Regions from separate parts of the Homo sapiens genome. Here region 1 is linked to region 2. Evidence: chromatin contacts called from ENCODE Hi-C data. All regions are on one chromosome and are shown on one strand. The core of a region is the stretch at or near the end of the contact, and the rest is flanking DNA. Distances in the headings are between cores, read along the strand shown. Region 1 holds the start of COMMD9 (COMM domain containing 9). Region 2 holds the start of HIPK3 (homeodomain interacting protein kinase 3).

Region 1 (4,337 bases), core at 1,037-3,536, 3.0 Mb before region 2:
GACAAACCTTTACATGCAACATGGCATTGGCAATCTGGGCAGCCCTACCAAAATGGGATGACATGGTGCCATTCATATCATACCAGCCCGCGAGAGTAAGGAGAGCTGGGAATCCTCCCACTGAAGCAGCTCCTGTCGCTCAGCTCTGCTCTCTGAACTAGATGGGTGTGATGAACACCATTTTACAGAGGTGGAAACTGAGGCCCAGAGAAGTTCAAGAATTTGTACACGGAAAAGTTAATAATGTGTAGAATTAGGATTCCAACTCAGGTTGAATTCTAAAACCCCTATGCTTTGCTGCCACCATGCATTAGTTACTATTGCTGTATAACAAATTACTTCAAAGCTTCATAGCTTAAAACAACAAACATTGATAATCTTAATAGTGTTTGAAGGCCAGAAATCCAGGCGTGGCTTCGCTGGGTGGTGCTGGCTCAGAATCTCTCATGAGGTTGCAGTTAAGCTGTTGGCCAAGACTCCTGCCTTCTTAAGGCTCTACTGGGCCTAGACAATCTGCTTCTCAGGTCAGTAATGAAGTTGTTGGCCAGATGCTTCAGTTCCTTGTCACCTAGGCCTCTCTGTAGGACTGTTTACAACATGGCAGTTTGCTTTCCCCAGAGCAAAGGATTCAAGTGAAAGAGAGCAGGGCACATGAGAGAGCACCCAAGCCAGGAGACAGGAACTTCAGTCTTTTTGTTAGTTTTTTGGTGCAGTCTTGTATAACCTAATCTCAGAAGTGATATGCCATTCACACCCACCATTTGCTATTGGTCATGCATACCAATCCTGGTACATGGTGGGAGGTGTCTACACTAGGTTGTGAACACCAGGAGGCTGGGATCATTGAGGGCCATCTTGAAGGCTGGTGACCACACTCCTCATTACTCTAAAGTAAGACAAGAAGGCACAATCCTGCAAATACCAAGGCAATATCCTCAAATAAGTCACAAAATTTCATCTTAGTCTAATCACTTTTTTGGGTGGTTGTTTATTTAACAAATATTCAATTAACCCAAGACAATGGGCCCAGCCCTATAGATACAGGCAGGAGTTAAACCTAGAACCTACATTGAGTTATAACAGAAACCAGGAATCAGGCCATGAGGGTTCATGGAAAAGAGAGGCCAAGAAAGAGAGCTAGAATCAGGACCCTGTGACAAAATGGTTCTAAAATCTTCTAATCCAGGAATGGGTTCCTCCTTAGACAATTTGATTTTTGGTTTCCTGGGCCTTGACAACATCCCCACAGAAAATGGAGTCGGGGAAGGGGAAGGGGGAGGAGAGGAGACAAAGGAACAAATGTCCTTAGCAGCTTACCAATTTCTGGAATTTCACAAATGGGCATTCTTTCTTAAGCTCGAATATATCAGAACCCATTTTTTGAGCTGGAATTTGCTTAAAAAAAAGTGGAGGGTAGGAAAAGAAAAGAGCCACCCAAATACTAAAGGTAGATAAAGGAAATGTCTGTTTTGATGTACGGTCTCTGAGAACAGGGCAAATCAGAGTCCAGTACTGCCAGTGCAAAATCACTCTTTACAATTATATTCATTATAATTACCTTTTTGAATAAATGAACTAAATCATTTCCATTAACCTCCTCCCCCATCTCACCCCCGTATAACAAGAACCTAGCTAGGTAGTAGCTTTCATTCCATTCCTCTCTTGTCCCCTCTCCCAAACACTTCCTCACCTGCTCTTGTAATCAGATCTTCTCTATGACTATGGGAAAGTTACTAAAAACCCTAAATGATTATTTCCCAATCTGGATAATACTAATAATACCAGCTCCAACCTACTACATAGGCTGAAAAACTATATACGCAGAAGTAATTTTACATTCAAGACAGGATGTGTGCATGTGTGTGTGTCAATTCCAAGAAGCCCGATATGCACAGCCTCATTTTCATTCCAAACACTGGTACGCCGATCACTCCTGAACAACTACGTTTCCAAGGCGCCTGCCAAGCTTGCAGGTGCATTCCCCAAGTGCGCCAGCCCACCCACATGGGTCAAGGGAAAACCTGTTTCCCTGACTTGGTAAGTAGACAAGTCAAGCCAATTTCCTCCCCGAGTAAACCATCCTCCGCCCTGGTCCCCCTAGTCCTTTGGTTCTAGAGTCTCGGGGTTTAGTCATCCAGCCGCCGCGTCCGTCTTGATCCGCGCTCACTGCCGCAGCACCACAACCGAAACGCCTTCCCCCACTCTGAAGGACTACAGCCCCCGGCAGGCCCCGCGACAACAGCGACAGCCACGTGACCTCGCTTCCCTGGGTGCCACGGTCATGTGACTTCGGCAAGATGGCTGCCCTGACAGCGGAGCATTTTGCAGCACTCCAGAGCCTGCTCAAGGTAAGTCGAAGGGGTGGGGACAGCGTGAGGTGGCCCTTTGTCTCCGAGACTTTAGACGGAGCAGGAATTGGGAACAAATTGACCCTGGTTTGGAGCCACAACTCTGCTGCTTGTTCTCTGTGTGATCCCAGGCAAATCGTTGCGTCTTTCTGAGCTTTTAAAAAGTAAGAACAAAATATCGTTTTGACAGGAACGTAAGATAAAAAAAAATAAAATAATGGGCATGAAGGCGCAGTACAACCTCCTGCTATTAGTCTTTGGGATTGGTTTTCGGTATTGGTGCATTGAAGTGGTAATTGCTAGACCCACGTTGTCAGTTCCCCATTTCATCCCGTAGCCCCTCCTGCATTGCACAATTAAGAAATTATCTCCTACTGCGTCTGCCCAGCCCTCCGAATGACCTGTGCGTTCAATGTTCCCTTGAGGTCCAGATTTTCCCTACTCTCTTTGACCTGCGAAAGGGGCAGGACATACTCCTGATAATCATTTGAAAAGTTGTGAGGTTGAAAGGGACCTACTTCATAGGGCTTTGTAAAGCTCAAATGAAGTATTATTATTATTTGAGACGGAGTCTAGCTCTGTTGTCCAGGCTGGAGAGCAGTGGCGCAATCTCGGCTCACTGCAACCTCCGCCCCCCGAGTTCAAGCAATTCTATGCCTCAGCCTTCCGAGTAGCTGGGATTACAGGCGCCCGCCACCAAGCCTGGCAAATTTATGTATTTTTAGTAGAGACGGGGTTTCAACATCTTGGCCAGGCTGGTCTTGAACTCCTGACCGCGTGATCCACTCGCCTCCGCCTTCCAAAGTGTTGGGATTACAGGCGTGAGCCACCGCGCCTGGCCGGAATTATTTAACTTATGATTTGCCCTGTAGGAGAAAGGGCAGCTTTATTTTCCTTCGTAGAACTTGTCGCTAGCTATTTGCCCGTTGTCCGTCTGTCTCATAAGAATGTAAGATCCATCAGGGACCTTTCCTTTCTTCCTCTCTCTTTTTTTTTTTTTTTAAACACCAGGTGAAGAGGGTTGAGTTACTCTCCTCAATTTATGGCACATCATCATCATCGGTCCATGTAATAGTCTCTGTTTTGTTTTACTTATTTATTTTTTAATTGCCTTCTCAGTGTTCATTAGCATTCTCCACTCCTAAGGGGATCTACTCTTTTGTTCACAAGTGTTAATGCCCAATAAGTAGAACAATAATACCTGGCACACAGCACGTGCTCAGTAAATAGCTGTTAAATGAATTAATAAATGAAGTAACAGAGCTGGGACTGGCAATCTAGGGCTCTCAGCTCCCAACCCAGTGCCTTTTCACCTTCATTTTGGCTGCTCTGTACCTACCCCCGCCCCTATACCTGTTGGTCTTATGCACTCTTTTCTTTTAAAAACTTTAAAAGATTAGTGTGTAGTATACATACAGAAAAGTGCATAAACCATACATTTACAGTTAAATGATTTATTACACACCAATGTAACCACCACCAAAGTCAAAAAATGAAATGTTACCAGTACCCCAGAAGTCCCCCTTTCGCCCTTTCTTTGCTTCCTCACTTTCTTCCCCAATGGTAACCTCTATGTTTGCTTCTGATACAATTCATTTAATATTGCCCATGTTTGAACTTAACATAAATGGAATAATACAGCATATACTTTTTTTTTATGCCTGGCTTCTTTTGCTCACCATTATGTAGCAGTAGTTCATTGATTTTCATTGCTACTGTCCTGTGTACTTTCTTTTCTTTTTTTAAAAAAATACTTAGACTTTTTATTATGAGATAATTATAAATCCATATGTAGTTGTAAGAAATAATATAGAGAGATCCCATTTATCCTTTACTCAGTTTCCCTCAGTTCTGCAGGATTCTGCGGAACTATACATAATATAGTATATATACTATTATGTATAGTATGTATATAATATAGAGTATACATACTACACGATATACATAGTATGTAGTATACATACTACGCGATATACATAGTATGTAGTA
Region 2 (4,333 bases), core at 1,025-3,524:
ACAGGTTAAGCATTATAGTTCAGAAATAAAAGTCCTCTACACTTTATGAATGCAGCCATAAATACACCAAGAAATATTTCATTGACTTAAAACTAAATAACTGTATCTGGCTGGTAAAATTGCAATTACTGATAAGTGGCACGAAAGCATAAGATAATCAATAAAACTATGAAAACTTTTTTTACAAAAGGTCAGTCATATTTTGTTTACTTAAAATACTAAGTTTAATCATGACCTATCTAAACCTTATCATTGCTCATTGTATAAAATTAGCACTGCACTTGCAAACATAAGCAGAATCTAGACTTATCAAACATATGGTGAGACTTCACCAGCTTCTGAAAAATTAAATAATATAGGATTAAAATGTCTTAGTTGGGTAAGCAGTAACCACCGTTACGGCTCAAGACTTTTCATCAAAAATTTGATCAGAAAGGAAACCTCTTTAAAAATTTTAAAGAGCCCAGCAACTAAAACTTTGAAATTAACTGAGATGGTTTGAATGAATATAAGTACTCCCACTTCAGAAGCTACAGCTAAAAGCAAATACCTAAAATAGCAAAAAGGGAAAAAGTGTCAGCAGATCTCCAAACTACTAGAAAGTACGCAAAAGCACACGCAGACTGGTTTGCCAGCTAACTTTTCCGGCCCTGTACCAGACAGACATCAAAACAAAGTTTACAATAGAGCCAACCATGCGCTTTCCCTCTAAACTGGACGATAAACTGAAATTTTTTGCTGTTGCTAATAGAAGCCCCTTATTATAATTAGAAGCAGCCAACTGACAGGTGGAAAAACAAATTCCCTAACAGGGCAGTAAGAGGTTGTGAAAACACGGTTCAAGGCCTGAACGTGTTACGACTACTCTGTAACAAGTCCAAGGTAATTTACGCACACACTCTTCAGCGCAATTCCTCAAGCAGAGATGAGACGGGAACAACAGGATTCCCCGAGAGCCACATACCATTTTACAACAGCCGTCTCCCTCCCGACAGAGAAACAGACATTTTCATCCAAAGTCTTTCCGCCAGTTCTCCCAGTGCGGCGAAGGGAAGCGGGCGGCAGCCACCGTAACGAGAGAAGCCGGCAACAGCCCCGCCGCGCGGCCGCCACGCCTTCCTCCCGCCGCCGCTGGGGACGCGGAGCCGCGGATCACATTTCTCCTCCCCAACAATCACACACACGCACGCACGTCCCCAGAGTTGACACCCTGCAAACCCGCTGCTCCGCGACGCTGGGGACGGGGCCACAAAGCCCGGGACGCGGCCATCGGCTGGGGTGCTCAAGCTGCGTGCCTGCGCGTTTGTTTGTTCCCCTTAATGAAAGGAAAGGGATCTCCGTAGTTACGGCCTAGGACTGCGGAGGGGGAAGAGAGGCTCCCCGTGGGACTAAACAAAACTTCGGTTGCTGGGAAGAGCCGTTGCGCAACCTTGGCAGGGGGAGGGGGGGCCGAGGCCCCCGGGCCCCGGCCAGGCGCGGCTTCCCGGAGGCTACGGCCCCCGCGTCCGGCGGCCCAGGGCCTGGCGTGGCGCCGGCTTCGAGGGAGCGGCTCATACCGGGCCACACTGCAGGGGCTAGGGCGGAAACTGGGAGCACGAGAGCGCTGGGGATGCGGATGGGGCACGGGACGCGCAATGAGTGCGGGCTGCGCCGGAGGTGTCGGGCCAGGCCCGGGTCAGGCTTGGGGTCCGCTGGCCGCGGAGCCCGCAGACGGAGCCGATCCCCCCACCCCGGGGTGGCGGCGCCCCTCGCTCGACTCCCTTACCTTCCTAGAGGCCCGCGCTCTCTCCTCTTCGGGCGGCCGCAGCCCTGAGCATGTCCGGGGTGGGGCGCAGGGCCGTGCCGGGGACCGGGAGCCAGGCGCTTCAGCAGGCGGCACCACCCAGCCCGGGCTCAGCCCCTCTCCGCGGCCGCTGCCATCTTGTCCTGGCGGCTGAGAGGAAACGGCGAAACACCCTCCCCCGACCGCTGCTGCTGCTGCTGCTGCTCTGGCTGCTAAGCGCCGGGCCCGTCTCCCTCATCTTCCTTCCCGGGGATTTGGGGTGGGGACGGCTTGGCTAGGGCGAGGGGTAGTGGGAGGCCGGTCGGCCTCCGGCTACTGGGGCCTACGGGCGACGCAGGGTGCGGGGCCCACGGCGATTGGGGCCCATTCCTGACGCCCCGGCCGGGAGCGGAGAAGGAAGACTGGCGGGAGTGGTGGCGACGGCGGGGCCTGCGGCTTGATCTCCTCAGGTCGCCGCGATGCCGGCAGTCGTCACTGAGGCAGCTGCCACCAGCCGCCCCAGCCTCGGGCCCCTCCTCCGCGCTCGTCGGCCTCGGCCACCGCCTCCGCAGCGCCACCGCCCGCCCGGCAGCGCTGCGCGCCCAGCCCGGGCGGCTCCGCTCCGCTCCGGCCGCGGCGCCTCCGTGAAGCCCCTCCCCGGGGTCCGCCCGCCAGTCCGCAGCCGCGCCCTTGTTGCCCGGAGCCCGCCTGCCAGCCCGTGCGGCCCCAACCCGGAGTCCCGCAAGCCAAGCCTCCCGCGAAAGAAGCATCCGTCAGCCCGGCTCTGCTGTTCTGAACCTCACTCCATGCCCCCTCCGCCAGAAATACACATTTTTAAAAAAGATCCCAATACCCGAAGAAAGGATGAAGATGCGGAAGCAGGATTTTACAGGCCTTTCGAGATCCCGGAACCGTAATTAAGGATCTGTTTCTCGGCATTTGGTCGTTAAAGGTCCCAAAATAAGTAAAGGGGAAATGCTCAAATGAACGACCTCAATCTAAACTAGGTTCTACCCGCTCCCCTATCCCAAAGAGTGAAGAGAATTGTAAAGCCAGGTTCAAGGACGGGGGAAGGGTCCTCTTGGAAATTTTAAGAGCATCTCTACTGTCCAAAACCCCATAATTGTGAAGTTCGCCCACCTCCACATTGGTAATTCTCCGTTAAATTAGTCGGTTTAACTCCCAAAGACTAGTTTCTTTCCTCCTGGAGATTAGGAAATCAACAGAATGGCCTGTTTCAGCTTACATAATCGTGGAACCATAGAATTTTAGGAATGAAAGAAGCTTTGCGATCCTTGGTCCCAACTCTTACACTCAGGAGTTCCAAGAAGTTTAGGTGACATGACCAAGGTTATACAGTAAAGCCCATGTCTCCCACCCCATCTTTCCTCCTTTTCCCTAGGAAACAAATGGCTTTCTAATACCTCACATTCAGAGTTGATTTTCTTTTATACCCGTTTCCTCAGGTTCCCTTTGTTCTGAATCAATGTCTAACCTTTTGGGAAACAAACACCTTTCTGGAATGGAAGTGTCCTTTCTTTGTTTCCTTCATAATCTTCACTAGCAAGATTGAATTTACCAGAGATGTATTTATTCCCAGAAATTTTCTATTGCAGTAACTGGGGCAGGGCAAAGGGAGTGGCAAATTGCTGCATACATAATACACATTTAATCCCTGCTGCTCTTCAAACCGGAAGATGAGTATTTTGGATAATGCCTTTAAGAGACAAAGGAGGCCGGGCGCGGTGGCTCGCACATGTAATCCCAGCACTTTGGGAGGCTGAGGCGGGTGGATCACCTGTGGTCAGGAGTTCAAGACCAGCCTGGCCAACATAGTGAAACCTGGTCTCTACTAAAAATGCAAAAATTAGCTGGGCGTGGTGGCGGGCGCCTGTAATCCCAGCTACTCGAGAGCTGAGGTAAGAGAATCGCTTGAATCGCTTGAGCCACTGCACTCCAACCTGGGCGACAGGGAGAGACTCTGTCTCAAAAAATAAAATAAAAGAGAAAGGATAGTATGCCCTGAGGCCACTGGAAATAACACTTTCGAATGACAGTTGTTTTCAGGTTAGAGAGGATAACCAGCTGAAAAGGCTTCCAATATAGAAGAACAAAACAATGGCTGCCTTTCAGAGAGATAGCCTATGAACCATTCCTTTTCACTTAGTATTTCGTTACTTTTTATTTTTCTTAAGAACAATAGTCAAAAGAATCAAAGAGGATAAAATCATTTACTCAACGGAGAAAGCTACAATAGTAGAAAAATCTGTCAGGAGGAACAGAGAAACTATTCCACTAGAACTTCAAATTTCAGAATTTTTGCAGACATTTAAGGAGGCCATCTCTAATGGAAGGCTTCCATTCCCTGTATTTGCTACATCCATGAAGAGATGGAAATGAGAGACAAGGATTTATTTTCCTTTCTATCTCCTGCATGTTGCTACTCACTACACTATATATTCCAGGAGGGGATTCATTCATCTTTTTTTTTTTTTAGATGAAGTCTCGCTCTATTGCCAGGGTTCAAGCAATTCTCCTGCTTCAGCCTCCCGAATAGCTGAGACTACAGGC

What was found. Hi-C counts contacts between places; a loop is a spot of excess contacts on that map. Pooled maps may share reads with other maps.
Region 1: a loop to region 2 is called in a map of CD8-positive, alpha-beta T cell, with 5 times the contacts of the local background. The contact joins the promoter of COMMD9 here to the promoter of HIPK3 in region 2. A Hi-C loop is called at or near these places in 2 of 168 maps with a recorded cell type or tissue (CD8-positive, alpha-beta T cell and naive thymus-derived CD4-positive, alpha-beta T cell) and 5 of 50 pooled maps.

Annotation. Positions count from the first base shown.
Region 1 is chr11:36,287,373-36,291,709 of GRCh38, reverse strand. COMMD9 (COMM domain containing 9) reads left to right here and starts at 2,286. Exons shown (of 6, transcript NM_014186.4): 1 at 2,286-2,348. The coding sequence starts at 2,298. RefSeq lists enhancers at 2,136-2,385, 2,222-2,924.
Region 2 is chr11:33,255,322-33,259,654 of GRCh38, reverse strand. It overlaps HIPK3 (homeodomain interacting protein kinase 3), which reads right to left and starts at 2,274. Exons shown (of 17, transcript NM_005734.5): 1 at 1,766-2,274. RefSeq lists enhancers at 800-889, 930-979 and silencers at 1,320-1,519, 1,590-1,929, 2,190-2,519.